Linked DNA regions of Mus musculus: region 1 is linked to region 2. Evidence: chromatin loops called from intact Hi-C (ENCODE). Cell type or tissue: gastrocnemius. All regions are shown on one strand.

Evidence for each region. Hi-C counts contacts between places; a loop is a spot of excess contacts. Peaks named below come from ENCODE experiments on the same cell type or tissue, not always from the same donor. Only the 100,000 strongest peaks of a DNase experiment are listed, where the experiment ranks them.
Region 1: it touches region 2 in a loop (7-fold over the local background); 18 of 42 quality-filtered maps call a loop at or near these places.

Annotation. Positions count from the first base shown.
Region 1 is chr15:85,892,335-85,900,334 of GRCm38, reverse strand. Trmu (tRNA 5-methylaminomethyl-2-thiouridylate methyltransferase) reads right to left here. Exons shown (of 11, transcript NM_028063.2): 5 at 7,596-7,768; 6 at 6,456-6,509; 7 at 6,315-6,381; 8 at 5,309-5,409; 9 at 3,831-3,975; 10 at 3,418-3,500; 11 at 2,942-3,310. The coding sequence ends at 3,158. It overlaps Celsr1 (cadherin, EGF LAG seven-pass G-type receptor 1), which reads left to right. Exons shown (of 35, transcript NM_009886.2): 35 at 1-1,577. Among named protein-coding and RNA genes, the nearest start is that of Trmu, 17 kb to the right of the region's middle. In gastrocnemius, a CTCF peak has its summit at 3,843 (motif pointing left); DNase peaks (open chromatin) are centred at 3,003, 3,852 and 7,341.
Region 2 is chr15:86,034,265-86,042,264 of GRCm38, reverse strand. Gm34764 (a long non-coding RNA gene) reads right to left here. Exons shown (of 3, transcript XR_384307.4): 1 at 7,698-8,000; 2 at 3,414-3,690; 3 at 2,021-3,305. Among named protein-coding and RNA genes, the nearest start is that of Gm34764, 4.0 kb to the right of the region's middle. In gastrocnemius, no CTCF peak of the experiment used is centred here; DNase peaks (open chromatin) are centred at 3,247 and 7,954; H3K4me3 peaks cover 532 bases.

The DNA of each region.
Region 1 (8,000 bases), 140 kb after region 2:
TGTGGTACAAGCCCATCACCACCAGCCTAGCGGTGCCTCTGCAACGGCACCCTGGGTTTTAAATTGCTGTCTAAAAATGTAAATAGATATAAATCTCTCCCTGGACTTGGGAGAAGATGGGAGCTGTGTATGCTTTACACTGCTTTGACTCTGCAGCCACTGGAGAGCCATGAAATGGCATCTCACTCTATTGCCCAAGGAAGCTTGCACAGTTGTACTTGAATCTGGAATGAGTCAACTCAGCTGGTCCCAGTGCCCAGGTAGGGAGCATATGGGCTGTGAAGTTGACACAGCTTCTGCAGCTGCTTCCGGCCAGGGAGTGTGGGTGTTCCGCTGGCCTTTGGAGCACACGGCACATGTGCTGCGTATGTGTGCCTCAGCTCCATGGATCCAGGTCAGGGCTCACCTGTGAGGAGTGGGCGCCATAGCTATGATATGAAACTCTGACCACCCTGCCACCCCCACGCCCCCCCCCCCCCCCCCCCCCGCTCCTGATGCAGTGAGGCGACTCTGGAGCCTTTCCCAGTCAGCCCAGTGCGCAGCGGGAGGACTTCTGCTCCTGCTCCCATAAGCTCTCAGAGTGCTCATGTTCCTGATTCTGAGGGAGCCCAGAGGTCTTCCACGCTGTCACGGTCCTTCCTGCCAATGTTGTACTTTTTCAGACTCCAGGGCTCTCTAGGCAGGCAGGGTGCTCCACCCCTGAAATCTGACCAATGACATCACTTTGCTTCAAATGACCAATTGTGCAAAGAAACAAAGCCAGAGTGCCCGTTTTCAATGGTTACCACATTCTTTTTGGAATCTCACACCAAGGACTGCTGTGACCAGCCCACTGAGAGCCACGGTGCAGCCAAGGCCAAGGGATGGGAGCCTGGAGTTACTCAGACACGTTTACTTCAGCATGGACTGTTGTCTGAATCAGGTCCCCAAAGTACATGGGGTGCACAGTCGCTCGGAATGGAGAACCTCAGCGAGGCGGTCAAAGGCCAGGACTTCTCACCAAGCTGTGCTCTCAGAAGTGCACAGGACTGCTAGTGACTGACTGGTGAGATGAAAGCCTACAAGACATGGCCTGGGGTCACGCACTGCCAAGAGGCTGACGGGAGGCCCAGGTAGCCCAAGGATGGCAAGGATACAGAGTGACCTAGCACAGGGGAGCTTCAGTCCCCAGGAGGTACAGCACCGTGACAACTCCGCAACCCACGCCACCTCAGAAGGTGAAGTTTTTGATTCGATCACAACTATTAGCAAAACAAACCCTGTCAGTTTTAAACTGTTTTTCTGACCTAAGACTTTATAGAGTCAACACTGGAGATTTTAACAGGTGTATTTATTACTGTTCAGCACTGGATGGCAACACAGGTGAGATGATGCATCTATAATAAATTAAGATTTTTGGATTTGTACCCGTGCTGTGCTGGGTGGTTACTGACCCCACTGTCCTACTCTCTAAGGTGGCATGGGAGGGACCGCTGAAGACAGCCTCAGGCCTCTGCTGGGATGCAGGTGGCAGGCCCATGGAGGGTTGTCATAACTTTCTATTTATATTTAGGCCTGCTGTGACATGGGTGGACCTGCCCAAATTTTCTAGTTCTTCTGCCTTTTTTTTTTTTTAAATCAAATCTGCAAATTTAAAAAGATTTATTCTGTTTCCATGGGTGCTTTTAACCACTGGGCTGTCATCTCTCCAGCCAAGGGGACACGGAAAAATAAAAATGGGTGCTTGGGTAGAGACCAGAAAAAAGCAATCAGTGCACTTGGAACCCTAACACTCTCCGCCTGTCTGAGGTGGGGTCGCTCTCTGAACCCAGGATTCATGGTTTTTTGTCTGTTTGCTTGGTTTTGTTTTCCAGGTAAACTGGAAGCTGGCAAGCCCCACTACTCCTTCTGTCTCTGCTCCTTCAGGAGCTGGGGTGCAGGCCCATGCAGGCCACACACCAGCTTCTGTGGGTGCCATGTCCAAGCTCCGGCAGGCACTATTAGCCACCGCCAGATCGCCTTCACTGCCTTTCGGTTTTGTCTTGTGCATCTGCCTTTCCTCTTGGCGCTGTGATGGCAGACCCTGTGGGGCTGACCGTGGTGACGGAGCCCTGAGTGCTCACCATGTCTCTGCTCACTCATTCCTCCCTGTCATCTACACTCTGCTCCATCTGGAAGCGCCTTACACTTTGTGTGGGATCTGCACTGTACCTTCTCCTCTGCACAACCTTTCATCTAGGCACAGTGGATCGAAATGTTCTACACTCGGGCTGCATGCATCTGCGACCCTAGGGCTCTGTCCAACGTATTTTCTCTTGGCTTTGAAAACTCCAGTGGCACCGTGAGTTCTTTGATCCTGGCCTGGTTAAAACGCTAACCTTAAGTAAGCGACCCGGCTAGGCTCCGGTCACCCCTCCCTGGCGGTGCTGCATCCGGCCTTCACCACTTAGGTCCTTTATCTTGATTCTTGTCCAGAAGGGTGAGTTTTCAAGACTCTTGTCCCTCTGTATCGTCTCACATCTGCCCAGTGGTGCTACCCTTGGGAAAAATGGGAGCAGAGTAGTGGGCGCCCCTTTCTTTCCCTTTGGCCCCCTTCCCCAGGGTCTCCACCCGGTTTTGCTGCACACAAGAGCCAGCCCAGGCCTGTAACTCATGCACACCTCCAGTAAGGTCATCTTCTGCTGCGTTCACTTCAAGCCAGTGCCAAGCTGACAGGAAAACACTGGCTTCCACCAGACATGGGCACTGCCAGGGGAAGGGTTAACTCACAGGTCAGAATCCTGACAAGGCAAGGCCTAGTGCAGATAACTCTGCCTTCCCTTTGTGGAGAGCTCAGGCCCCAGAGAGGAAGAGAGGGCTGTAGCCCTCCCCATGCCTGCTGTGCTACACGGTCGGAGGCTCTGTGTAAGGAGTACAGCCGCAGCAGTCTACCCTGGCTTCAGGCAAGCCCCAGACACATGGTCAGACTTTGACAGTTTTATTTGATGCGGTTTCTCCATTGGCCTCCTGGATGCTGTGGAAGAGCAGCTGCATCAGGGCCCACAGCCAGCACACGCTCTGGTTTCCTGGAGCAGCAGCGTAGACCCTCCTTCCTCTGCAGCCAGCCCGCCTATTGATTCTGGCAGCACTAACACCCATCACTGACGACTCTGCTCTAATGCCTCCTCCTTGGCCTTTGTCAGGATGTGGGGTGCAGGCCTGGGCTGTCACTGGAGGCCTCGGGAGCCACTCGAGTTCTGTTCTTACCCTTCTGGAGTGTGTAGGCAGACGGCCCTAGCCGCAGGATTTTCCCACTGCCGAGGCACTCCTCACCCTTGTAGAACACTGCAAACTGGAGGGAGGGGGAGACTCACTGATGTGTCTGACTCCAGGCAAAGCCGAACCCACCAGGCCAGTGAGAGCAATGTTCACTCCCCACATTCCCGATGACCCACTCACCTGTCCCAGGGCAAGGCCCCTCACAGCCTTCACAGCCGTTACCCACACAGTGCCATCCTGATTGAGAGTCAGCACGCAGGGCACTATGGGGAGAATCATGAGATGGACGTGGGCCTGCCAACCACAACCCCTCCCTGGGAGAATGAGCAACCTGTGGGTGCAGGGACATCCAGCATCCTGCCTGCTGAAGGATAGGACCCCAAACGGCTCAGAGCTGACACCTCAGTATAGAATATACTGTAACCCAACCCCTCATACTGGGACCCAATTTCCCAGCAATTCTGAAGTTACAATATTGATGACGGGGACTTTCCAATGTGCTCAAGGGAATACTGCACGTGTACAGTCTACCTGGTTCAGCTTAATCTGACCCTAGGGAGCTTAGCAACAAGGGCTCCCTCCCACTCAGTCACCTAGTGCCATCTGGTGGCGGAATCGGAAATGGCACTCCATCATCTTGTCTCTGACCAAGGCAGCAGGTGGCTCCTCCGCAATCCAGTGTACTCGGTTGGTCCTGAGCAGGTCCCTGTACAGAGCTGGGTGGTCCACCCGGGGAGCCTGCAGAGCAGAATTCAGACGCCTTTGAGGAGAGCAGCCCTCAGCAGGTATCATCAATAAGAACAATCCTAATAGCACATCCACAACTAACTATAAGCCAGCCCCACTCCTGTGCCAGGCCACATAGAGAAATCCATTCATCAGCTTAAGGCTCAGTTCACCCTGGTTTTCAGATGAGAAAAGGAAGAAGAGAGAAGGGATAGCCATGAGGAAGTAGCAGGGGGCAAAGGTGAGATTCCCCTCATCTCTGGAGGACCCCCCTCACCCCTCCTACCATGCTCTGAAGACTTTTGTGTTCCTAGAGATGTAGATCAAACACAAACAGCCTCTTGGACCACAAATTCTACCAGCAACAACTGGCTGAGGAAAGCAGGGGCTGAAGGGTGCTGGCCCCACCTACCTGCATGTTTCCAGACATGCAAGGCTGGCCCTGCATGGGCATCTATCACATGCACGACTGGTTCACCAGTAGTCTCTACACCAAAGAACCCTGGTTGCCTAGGGCAGCCAAGGCTCCCCAGAGGTAGAACCAGAAGCACTGAGACCCTGAGACACCTGGGCCCTTGACCCAGTGACCTTTCTGGTTTTTCTCAGCAGGCATCTCTGTGTGCTTATGCTTAAAGACACTTAATTCAGGCCTTCCCATGCTGCTCTTCTGGGAAGATATCTGTGCTGAAGCCTGTGGCCTGTGCGCCTGTGGATCCTCCAGTGTCTGACTACTCGCCGGCAGCTCAGCCTGCCCTGAGCAGGGTTCTCACCCTTGCACTCCTGGGAGCTGGATTCAATGACTCTGTCAGGGTTAGGGCTACTGTGTATGCACAGGCAGGATGCCAGCAGCATCTCCTCTGTCTCCACCAAATTTATAACCCAAAATCTCTTGCTACTGTCAACATCCCCAAAGCCCTCCTGGAGAATTTCTGCTCTGGAACCCAGGACCCAGCAGATGGCTCCGGGTCCCATGTAGCCGAGGGGCACAGCCTGCTCCTAGGCTACTACTTCAGCTCACAAGGACTTCTAGGACCCTTCCATGGAGGGGTGTGTGGGAGAGCTGTCTGGGCACAATTACTTCCTTTCCATGAGACGCCTTAGCAAGTTGCCCACTCTGAGTTTCAATCCTCCTCTGCAAAACAGTCAAGGTTTTCTAGGAATGGGCACAATGACTGGTGCACTGTCAGCTCTCACAGGAGCCTAGTGAGCACTTTATATGAAGACCTGTTACCTTACACCTGTCCCAGGAAGCTATGGAGGGCAGCTCTGCTGCTCCAGGCCCTTGGCAATGCCAGGACTGCCCGTTTTATTGGAACACTAGATAGCGAAGGCCAACCTCACTCACCACAAGCACGTCACCCTTGGTGCCATCCTTCTCCACCACGTACCAGGGCTCTCTCAAGCCGCTGATCTTAGCTCTCTGGCCCAAAGTGTACAGGAACCAACCTATGAAATAGTATTCCAGGGGTGCATCTCAGCTCTCACAAATGGGGAGGTTATGGATTGCTACGAGGCGTGCTGGCTTAGCCCTAACCATACACCTGTGTACAGCCTGCCTTGGCTTCAGGTCTCGAGGGATGTGACAGTGACTAGGATGACACTAAGCCTGACACAGATGCTAGCTCTTTCATCTGGTGGCTCTGACCTCCATGGGCACAGCTCTCCAAACAGGTCTTGTGCTTACTGAGCACATTCCTTGTATCCATGCCACACCCACCTCATGCACGGGCAGGCCACCTGCTCCCCAGCTCTACCTCCACAGGAATGCGTGTGCCCTGGCAGAGGCAATCTGGCAGGATTCATCCACCTCCTAACCGCTGGATGCTAGGAAGAGCAGCACTGTCTCCAGCAAGGTCAATATAACACCCAGTTCAGCTGGGTCTCTCCCTGCTTCCTCCACAAGCCCTGTCCTTCCAGCTAGTCCCACAGTTCAGGCTAGACATCAAGTCTCAGGAGGCATGTCGCCTCTGTTCCCACTTAAGGGTGTGAGCACTTGCGACTGACTGCCTCTGTCCTCACTCTGCACAGTGCATCATGGTTGTCTGGCTCTGTGATTACGTGAACGGCACCCATGTGCTCCTCAGTCACCTGGCTCTGAGGTCAGCTATGTTCTTTCTCCAGCGGCACTTCCTACAGTCTGCTACAGCATCTCTTAGTAATGTATCACAGACACAGTCTCACTCCAGCTCTGAATCTAGGGATTACAACACACAGCAAATCCCTGTCAGAGTGACTGCTCATGCAGCATGTACCCAGCCCAGCCCAGCCCAGCCCTCAAGGCCTCCGGAGCCCTGCATGGAACGGACAGGAGTTAGCCTTGGCCTTTGCTTCCCCGAGCTGGCAGGACTCACCTTTGTGTGTTCCCAGAACTGTATTATCCTCGATAGAAACAAACTTTCCAGGCCGAGGCTGCAAATACTGGAAGACAGGTTTCATCACTACTGGAGACCCAGGCCCAGAGCAGACAGCCACTCATGTCAGACGACACTCACCTGAAGAAGGAAATGCTCCAAGTTTCTCTTACCAATGAAGCAGATGCCCATGCTCTGGAACGAGAGGAAGGTCAACATGGTGTGAGCAGAAGCCAGGAGGCAACCAGGGAACAGGGAGCTGGGCTGGGCTAGGAGGGGAGAGAGCAGGCTGTGTTGCAGGAGGCTCCAGATACAGGAGCTGAGGGCCTAGAGAATGTCTTGTCTTTCCAAGTTTGGCTTCAAAGTAGATGCTATCGTGTAAACACACTGCATCGCCATCTGCAACTAGACTGTTGGAAAACCTATGAGCAAACCAGGAGAGCAACCTAGACTGCTCAGTGCTGGAGAGCCAGGGACCAAGGTGGATGCAGGAAGTAGGGCCAGGCAGACTCGGGGCAGCAGGGAGTCAGGGAGAAGACTGGTGTAGCTGGCTAGGCCCTTCACAGTCCAGACAAGAAGCTGACCGCCCCAGGACTATTCTGGGCAAGCAGCTCTGTAATTATTCCTCAGTGTGTGTCTCTCTATAACAAAGGCCAAGAGACCAGGGATCTTCCCATATATTGCAGTGACTCCCTCAGTTCCTACCAATGGAGAAATCCTGTCAGCTGAGCAACAGGGAAGACGTACAATGGGCAAGCGATGTTCTTTTTGACAATGTGGACTTGCTGATAAAAGGCACAGTCATGCGTCTTCCCAGAAGACTGGTGTAAGTGGTGACTACAGCTGAGCTAATGTCTCCTGAAACCTTAACTACCGGGGCTGCCCACAGGCTCCCAGCCCTCTCTCCACAGGGGTCAGCATGGCTTCCAGATGCAGGAGTGTGATGGTCTCTCACAGGGAGCTGAGAAGGCAGGCACGGACTGTCACTGTCTCCTCGGATAGGCAGCACTGTGTACAGATGGCTGCAGACTCCTGCCTCATGGGATGAACTAGCGTGGCTGCTCTCTGCTGGCTAAGCCAACTACTGTGTCTACAGAGAAAGCAGTCAACCACAGCAGGGACGAGGGAGCAGGAAGGAGAAGGGAGGCCTCGGGTGCTCCCCCCCTGCAGCCGCACTCTGTGGCTTGGCCCGGCAGAGGGTCCACAGAGCCCAGCCCTGCCTGTACCATGACAACATGGATGCATACATTCACGGACCAGTGGCAAGCTGCTCACGCCTACCTCTCTCTTCTGAAGCACGTGATGGAGGCTATTCTCCGCGGCTATTTTCTTTACAAAATCTTTTGTTAGTTCCCCCAGGGGAAAGATGGTCCTTCTCAGGGCATCCTGGGAAACCTGGCTGAGAAAGAAGGTCTGGTCTTTAAAGCTGTCAGCTGCTTGGAGAAGTTTTACGGCTGCCAAAAGTAAAGAACAAAAGTCATTGCTGGAGCACAGATAATGACTCTGCTTTAATGCCCTTCTGTGTGAGCAGTTACCCCAAGTCTGCCACAAGCAAAACCCATTGAAAAGACTATGGGAGAAAAACAAAGCATGGCTAGTGCTCAGGAAATGCTGGCCCTGGTTTATTTATTAGGGACAATACAAGGAACGTCGATTTTACATACAGAAATTTCTCCGCGCTGGTAA
Region 2 (8,000 bases):
GGCATGTGGCAATCCCCACATCTGACTTCTGCATTGGCTGAGACCCATTGCAGACTGCCCAACCCCAGGACTGTAAAACAAATCAGGACAGCTGTGGTTGCTGGGATTTGAACTCAGGACCTTCAGAAGAGCAGTTAGTGCTCTTACCCGCTGAGCCATCTCTCCAACCCCAGCCAGGACTTATTATTACTACCAACACTATTCTTCTTGAACATCCACATTGACCCAGCAAACATGTTCATGCGGGTTCTGGGAGACCAGGGGATTTGGAGGGGATTCTGTGGACGGAGAAGCCAATGGGCCCCCAGTCACTTAAAAAAGCCAATCAACCAACTGCAACAGAATTTGAAAGAACCAATCATTCTGCCAATATCTTCCTGGGTGCCCCCTCTTCCTCACCCTGCAGGTGGTAGCTTGCCATGGTCTTCATCTTGGCTATGCAGTTCTGGCTCCGTGAGCACAGAAACCATGTACGCCCTGGCCCCCAGAGGCTGGCTGGGGCTCTAGGCTATGTGCGCTGCCCTAATCCATCTTCTTCGCTTTTGATCAGGGCAGGGTCTGAGCTCCTCTTCCAAGCTGCAGATCTCAGCATGCTCAATGGCATTCCATCTCAGCCTGACTCACTGTTTGTGCCCCATGGGACCATGGCCTCTGCCAGCAGTACTGGTGGGGCCCTAGGGATCCTCCCCTGCCCAAATGTCAGCAAGCTCTGCAGACTCTGTGAGGTTGAGTCTTCATTGGAAAGAGGAGCTCCCTAGCTTGCCTCTTTTTCCTGGGAGGACCTGCATCACGGAGCCCCTAAGCACTGGTGCCTCCTTGGGGCTGGTATTTTCTTGCTGGGAAGCCATGCACGGTCCACCCCAACCCCAGTTCTTTTTTAAACTGGGACTCTCCTTCTGAAGGTATTCTGTTCACACTGACAGCCGTGCAGCCTGTTAGGATTGATCACATACTCTGCCCCAGCATCTCAGAGAGGTTGGCCCTTCCCTGTGCTTGGCAAGTGTGCCTTACCCTCGTCCAAAGCCAGGAGGCCACACTCTGTCTTGAACACATCTCTGTCGGGTGGCTGGACTCGGGCATTAGGAGCCGTGAAAATAGCAGCGGGAAGATGGGGGAGGACATTCCATTGTGACAGAGACACGAACAGGGAGACTTTCCAGTCACTGATCCCTGGACACAACCTGTCACAAGTACTGTCCTCTCCTTCATGCCTTGGTCTCCTGGATATGTCTATCGGGGTCTCAGGAAGGCAACTCATAGGGGCAGCATCAACTGGAGTGGTTTCTAGCTTTGGGGCCAGAGCACTATGGTTGTCTGTCTGTTTGCCTGTCTGTCTGTCTACAAACACACACATATATATGTCACATATAAATGTGTATATGTATACACACACACACACACACACACACACACTTTGATTTAGCATGAAGGCCTCTCTCATGTTGGGCAAGCACAGCACTCCCGAGCTGCATGCCCTGTCCCCATCCCAGACAGTGAGGGATCCTGATGCCTCTCCCCATTTCTACTCTACAAGAAAGGCAGCTGAGATGCCCACAAACTCCAGCCCAAATGTGACCATTTTTATGTTCTCCGTGAGCTCCTAAGTCCAGGCATGCCAGGCAGGAAGAAGTGAAGCAGAGGCAATGGCTTCCCTCAGACCCCGCCAGCCATCTCAGGTTAGCTTTAACATCTCTCCCTGTGCTCACCAAGGGCAAAGGAAAGTCCCCAAGGAAAGTCCCCTGTGAGCCATTGATGATAGTCATTACCATAAAGCAAAAAAAAATTGGGAAAATAAAGAATAAATTCAAGGTTTTTTATGTGCAATTTTGCACAGAGAACAGCATCTTGTTCTTTTTTTTTCTCCCCATGCTCAAAGAGTCAGGTGTGATGTAATCCTAGCACTTCAAAGCCTGAGGCAGGAGGACTGTGAATTTGAAGCTAGCATGGAAGGAAGAAAAGAGACAAGAAGAATAGGAAGGGAGGGAGGAAGAAAGAAAGGAAAGGAAAGGAGAAATGGAAAAGGGGAAGGAAAGAAAAGGGGGAAGGAACAAGGAAGCAAAAAAGAAAGGGGGAGGAGATAACTCCAAACAATCAACATTAATTAATAATTAGCAACACTTATTAATTAATAATGATCATAATTAATTATTTTTAACAAGTAGAGTCAATGCGTCTCAGTCCACTGATAACTGACTAATTGGACTGTGAAACACCCACGCCACTGAGACTAAGCCTTCAGGGAAGGGTTAAGAACTGAGGCTGCACTGAGGGACAGAGGCCAGGCACAGGCAAGTCTTGAGAGACCGATCCAGACAGGAGGTTGGCCAGCAGGTCTGAGGGGGGAGGGGGATTAGGGTGTGGAAGATTGCGCTTGATTGGAGGTTTCCTCTGGGTGACAAAAGTGTGGAATTGACGGTGAATACGCTCACTGACCCAGTCATGAACTTAAGAAAAGGTAAAGTCATGGCCACACAAGGGTCCATCTTCCCTCTTCAGGATGTTAAGATCTTACTTACAAAACTTCTTGTGCCGAAAGCAAAACCGTTAGAACCACAGTGGTAGCCGGAGACTGTCACCTCACCAGTCACCAATACCACACTATAGCAAGTCTTAAACAAACCTGTCTCCGTGCAAGCAAGAGGTGCGTAGGGAAGGGATGTTGTCAATCAAGGTAGCGCTACTTTTCCATGTAACCTCAAGAGTGTGCATTTGTTGGGGGCCAGGGGGGCAGTAACACTAGTGACAGGAACAGGGATGCTTGGTTCTGTGGCATAGGCAGGGTGGATGCTGTTCCAATTGCACATGGCTTGTCTTCTTCCTGCGGTTTCCAGTTGACTCTCTCTGTGGGTTCCCTTTGCTGTCGCAGCTGACCCCCTTCCAGGCGCATTAGCATACGGTTTGACTCTTCACTTTCTGTCCCTGGGTCTAGCGATGAGCTCTGACAGTACACCCGGAACCTTAGTTTGCCACTGTCTACAGTAGGACTGAGAACCGTTGAACTGGGGGCTCAGGGATCCCAGCAGTATGCGGCTGCGTGTTCACGGAATACTTGAGGTGCAGGACTGAGTCCCTTTAAGTGCACACACCATGTGGAGTGTGACTCTCAGTGCTGCAGCCTGGAGCCCAGAGGCTACTGTTCTTGTTACTGGAGCCCAGAGGCTACTGTCTTTGCACACACCTCGGTAGGTGGGTCCTTGTATGGAATAGGATGTTCTGAGGTGTAGAGACATAGTTTAGCCACTAGGGGTCAGTGCAGCCTGGAGATGGGCCCTGTGCAAGGTGTACTAGGGACCTAAGGAGGCAAACTGCAGGGGAGAGAGGTTGCTGTAGGGGTGAGAAACAAGAGCCTTCCCTCCCCACCCAGAGGGACTACAAGGAGGTTCTGAACATGATATTAGTCGTCTTGCACTTACCTCATTTCCAGTCAGTGCAGACTCCATTTCTGCATAGGTGCCCAGCTGTTACACCTTGGATTCTTCCAGATCTTTTCTAGAGCCTGGACTTTTTAAAAAGTTACACAGGTGAATCAGGGGCTGGCATCTCAGGGGACATCCGAGGGATCCAGTCCCAGGAGGTGCCTATGCAGGGGTCCAGGGAAGAGATAGAAACGGTGCTGCCAGTGTTTGGGCTGGTTGTGGCGCCTCACTAGCAGGAAAATAAGCCCGTCCTGGTATCTCCCGAGAAGCCAGGCTAGAAGACATGGGTGATTAAGATCTAAATCCTTTCGTTCTGTTCTCTTGCCTCTATTAGCATCCTCGTTAATGCAAGGCTCATTTTTTGTTTCATGTTTCAAATTTCACGATTTTCCATGAATCAGCTCCCCTCCCCCATCCCCAGAATGTAAGGTTGCAGGGGTCGGGTGGGCGGATGGGCTCAGTTTTACTCTTCAGAAGTCTTTTTTTTTTTTTCTTTCTGTGAAATTTAAAAGCAGGGGAGAAGATCACATTGCTCCTGGGACGGTTTCTTAGCGGGGGCTGCCTGTTCGAAAGCTAACTCAGGAATGCACAAGGTAAGGAACGGAGTCCAGAATTCACATCTCAACTCGAGCCCCCGGCAAAAAGCACTTTAAACTCGTACTCAACTCTAGAAAGTCATAGCTCCTGCTTATTATTTTTTTTTATTGTTTCTATTTTTAGAGTTGATGTGAAATACCTTGGAATGTTTGCAAAATAGAAACACCAGTTTCAGCCCCCTGTGCCCCTGGGAATGGTGGCAGCCATTCCACACACATTAAATCATAGTGAACAGGATGGCCTCAGGTAGTAATCTCAAAGGATCAGCAGGAGAATGACATGAACTGCTTCTCTGAGCAGGATGGCAGCCAGCTAGAAAGCCCAGGCGAGGGCACATTCTTCAGGCAGTGGCAGATGAGGCTAGCTCCCACCCCATTCCACATCCTTCTACAAAGCCCCAGGTGCGTGTCTTCCCTTCAGTAAACACCTGGTGGACTGGACCACTGTCTAGCACGGACTCAGTAGGAAATGGAATGAAAGTTAAAAGCCATAGCCCTCACCTCTCCTTGGCCATGAACACATAATACAGTATGTATCCAGACTGGAGAGAAGGCTTAGCAGTTAAGGGCACACTGACTGCCCTTCCAGAGGTCCTGAGTTCAATTCCCAACAACCACATGGTGGGTCACAACCATCTGTAATGAGATCGGATGCTGTCTTCTGGTGTGTCTGAAGTGTACTATATACATAAGATAAATAAATCTTTTTTTCTTTTCTTTTTTCTTTCTTTTTTTCTTTTTTGGCTTCTCAAGACAAAGTTTCTCTGTATAGCCCTGGCTGCCCTGGAACTCACTCTGTAAACCAGGCTGGCCTCGAATTCAGAAATCTGCCTGCCTCTGCCTCCCAAGTGCTGGTTCTAAAGGCATGTTCCACCACTTCCTGGCCATAAATAATTCTTAAAAAAAAACAAAAACAAACAAGGGCTGGTGAGATGGCTCAGTGGGTAAGAGCACCCGACTGCTCTTCCGAAGGTCCAGAGTTCAAATCCCAGCAACCACATGGTGGCTCACAACCATCCGTAACGAGATCTGGCACCCACTTCTGGAGTGTCTGAAGACAGCTACAGTGTACTTACATATAGTAAATAAATAAATCTTTAAAAAAACAAACAAAAAAAACCCCAAACAAACCTAAAGTATGTATTCTAGGATGGAATTATATATATATTCCTACCTCCCCAGCCCCAATAGATGATATTTGTTCTCACAATAAGCCTGCATATTATTTTTTCCAATTAATTTAAAAAAATTTTTTAAGATTTATTTATTTATTATATGTAAGTACACTGTAGCTGTCTTCAGACACTCCAGAAGAGGGAGTCAGATCTCGTTACGGATGGTTGTGAGCCACCATGTGGTTGCTGGGATTTGAACTCTGGACCTTCGGAAGAGCAGTCGGGTGCTCTTACCCACTGAGCCATCTCACCAGTCCCCAATTACTTTTTAAAAAAGATTTATTTATTATTATTTCCAAGTACACTGTAGTTGTCTTCAGACACGCCAGAAGAGGGTGTCAGATTGTGAGCCACCATGTGGTTGCTGGGATTTGAACTCAGGACTTTCAGAAGAGCAGTCAGTGTTCTTAACTGCTGAGCCCTCTCTCCAGCCCTCCAATTAATTTTTCTTTATTCATTTTACTTCCCTATCACAGCCCCTCCCTTCTCTCCTCCTAGTTCCACCTTTACAAATCTCTCCCCCAATGCATTTTTTTTAATTATTATTTTTTGTAGGGCTAGGGCTAGAAGCCAGGGCCTGGAGCATGCTGGGTAGATGCTCTATCTCTACCACCGAACTCCACCGCATTTCTGTCCCTTGGATGCTACTGGACCACCCTGAAACCCCATCGCAAGCTGCAGCCTGTCTTTGTATCCCTTTCCTTTAAACCCGGGGGCCTGGATGTGCACAGGGAAAGAGGCCGTAGCTTATGCACTTCGTAGCACTGTGAAATGAGCTCTGCCAGGTTCAGAGAGGGGCACCCTTGGCCCCCACCTGGTGGACTGGGCCTTGCTCCCGACCTGTCTATGAACAGAAGACTCTTATTGGCCTCTGTTGACAGCCTGTCAACCAGACTTGCCCTTGTGGGCTGGCCTGGGCTGGCCTGATCCCTGGGACCAGGAAATGTTAACTGGAAGCTTGCAGGTGTCTGGTTCCAGGAAAGCACCCACACCCAACTTACTCCATGCTTTTGAATTCTGTTTATTTAAACCCAACCCACCCTATTTAAAGACCTATTGCTACATGCGCCGTATGTGTGTGTGTGTGTGTGTGTGTGTGTGTGTGTGTGTGTGTGTGTGGTTTCTCCAGCTTTCTCCCTCCCACACCCAGGGGCTCTTCTTCCTGAGGCTCCAGAACCTTGAATTTCCTGCAAGTGCACCCCCAAGAGTAGCCTGGGGTAAGGTCCTGGCCCTGTCACATTTAAGGGTTAGATTTTTGTCTCCTTCCCACTCTCTTCACACACAGTTCTAAAGAGAGCTCTCAAGATCTATGAGGGTCCAAAAACAACTCTACCTTTAGGTTAGTGTAATGGCTTCTGTTGTTCCCAGTAAGAAAAGATTATTTTCAGCTACTGAGAAATCCCAGAGATTCATCTATGACATAAACTTTATGCTATATGTATGATCGTATATATATGATTAATATCACACATGTGTATATTAGTACACATATATGCTATTAATGCTGAGGAAGCTCCCTTGACTGTTTTTGTTTTTTGTTTTGTTGTCTTTTCTTTAAAGATTTATCTATTTATTTATTTTATGTAAGTACACTGTACACTTTTCAGACACACTCATCGGATCCCATTACAGATGGTTGTGACCACCATGTAGTTGCTGGGAATTGAACCTCTGAAAGAGCAGTCGGTGCTCTTGACCACTGAGCCATCTTTCCAGCTCCCCCCCAACTCCCCCCCCCCACAGGTTTTAAAGCGACCCTGTGTCCTATTGTCCTATTGTCATCCTGCTGGGCCCTGACTGCCTAGAAAACCCAACTCTGATGGTGATCAAGCAGCCTTCAGGGTCCCACTCCTCCAACTGATCCCAGGAGAAATCTTTCAAAGGCAAGAGGCCTGCCCAGTGTGTCCATGCGTGACTGAGGCTGCAGTGGGCTTGGGCCCCTTTCAAGGAGGTGGGGAAAATGTTGCAAAGGTCCGCCTCTCCCCTCCCTAGTTCGGAAGCACCGCCTTTAAGGTGTGCTCCTTTGGAATCTAGGCTCGGTCTTGCGGCTCTGAAGCCACGCCCCACCCTTTCACGCAGGGCGAGAGTGATTCTCCAGCCCCCTTCTGGTTTTCCCCAGGTTCTCACGGATCCTGCCCCCTCAGTGTTTGCTTGTCCCCTGATGGGCAGTAACTAGGGGTTTGGTGACAGACGGTCTCCTCCACCAATGTTCAGGCCCCACAGCATGTTCTGGGGAACAAGGCCCCTCCCACTGTCACCTCCAAACTACATTATTTTTCTTTCCAATTTAAATGTTGCACTTTAAACAAAGTGGAACCCGAATCCGGTTAACTGCCCATGAGATTTCAAAATCCAAGGAACTCCTTGGAGTTAAGCATTTGAGCTCCCGCGAGGCTGGAGTCTAACAGTCTCCCAGTCCCCTGCCACCGCCACGACTCTACCGAAGTTTTCTAGCACCTCTGTATCTTGGAACTCTAGATCTAACTCTCTCGACGCCAGGGGTGGCTTACTCATAGATCTGCACTATCAGGTGCAATGCGAGGATTGAACAGCACTCGGCCCAGAGGAAACTGTACGAGGGACTCTTTAGCAGCCGCGGCCCGGGACTCTAGAGCAGTAGTTGAGCGCCACGCTCCCAGGGCCCGGTCCTCTGCGGATGTTGGGTGCCAAGACCGAAAGGGAAGGGGCTGGAGGCCAGGCCCCGCTAGGGCCGCGCCCCCACGTCTCCATGGAGATCATCGGGGCGCGCACCTCCTGGCTGGCTCCCTCCCCATCATCCTCCCCCTCCCAGGGCTGAACAATGAGCCACTGGG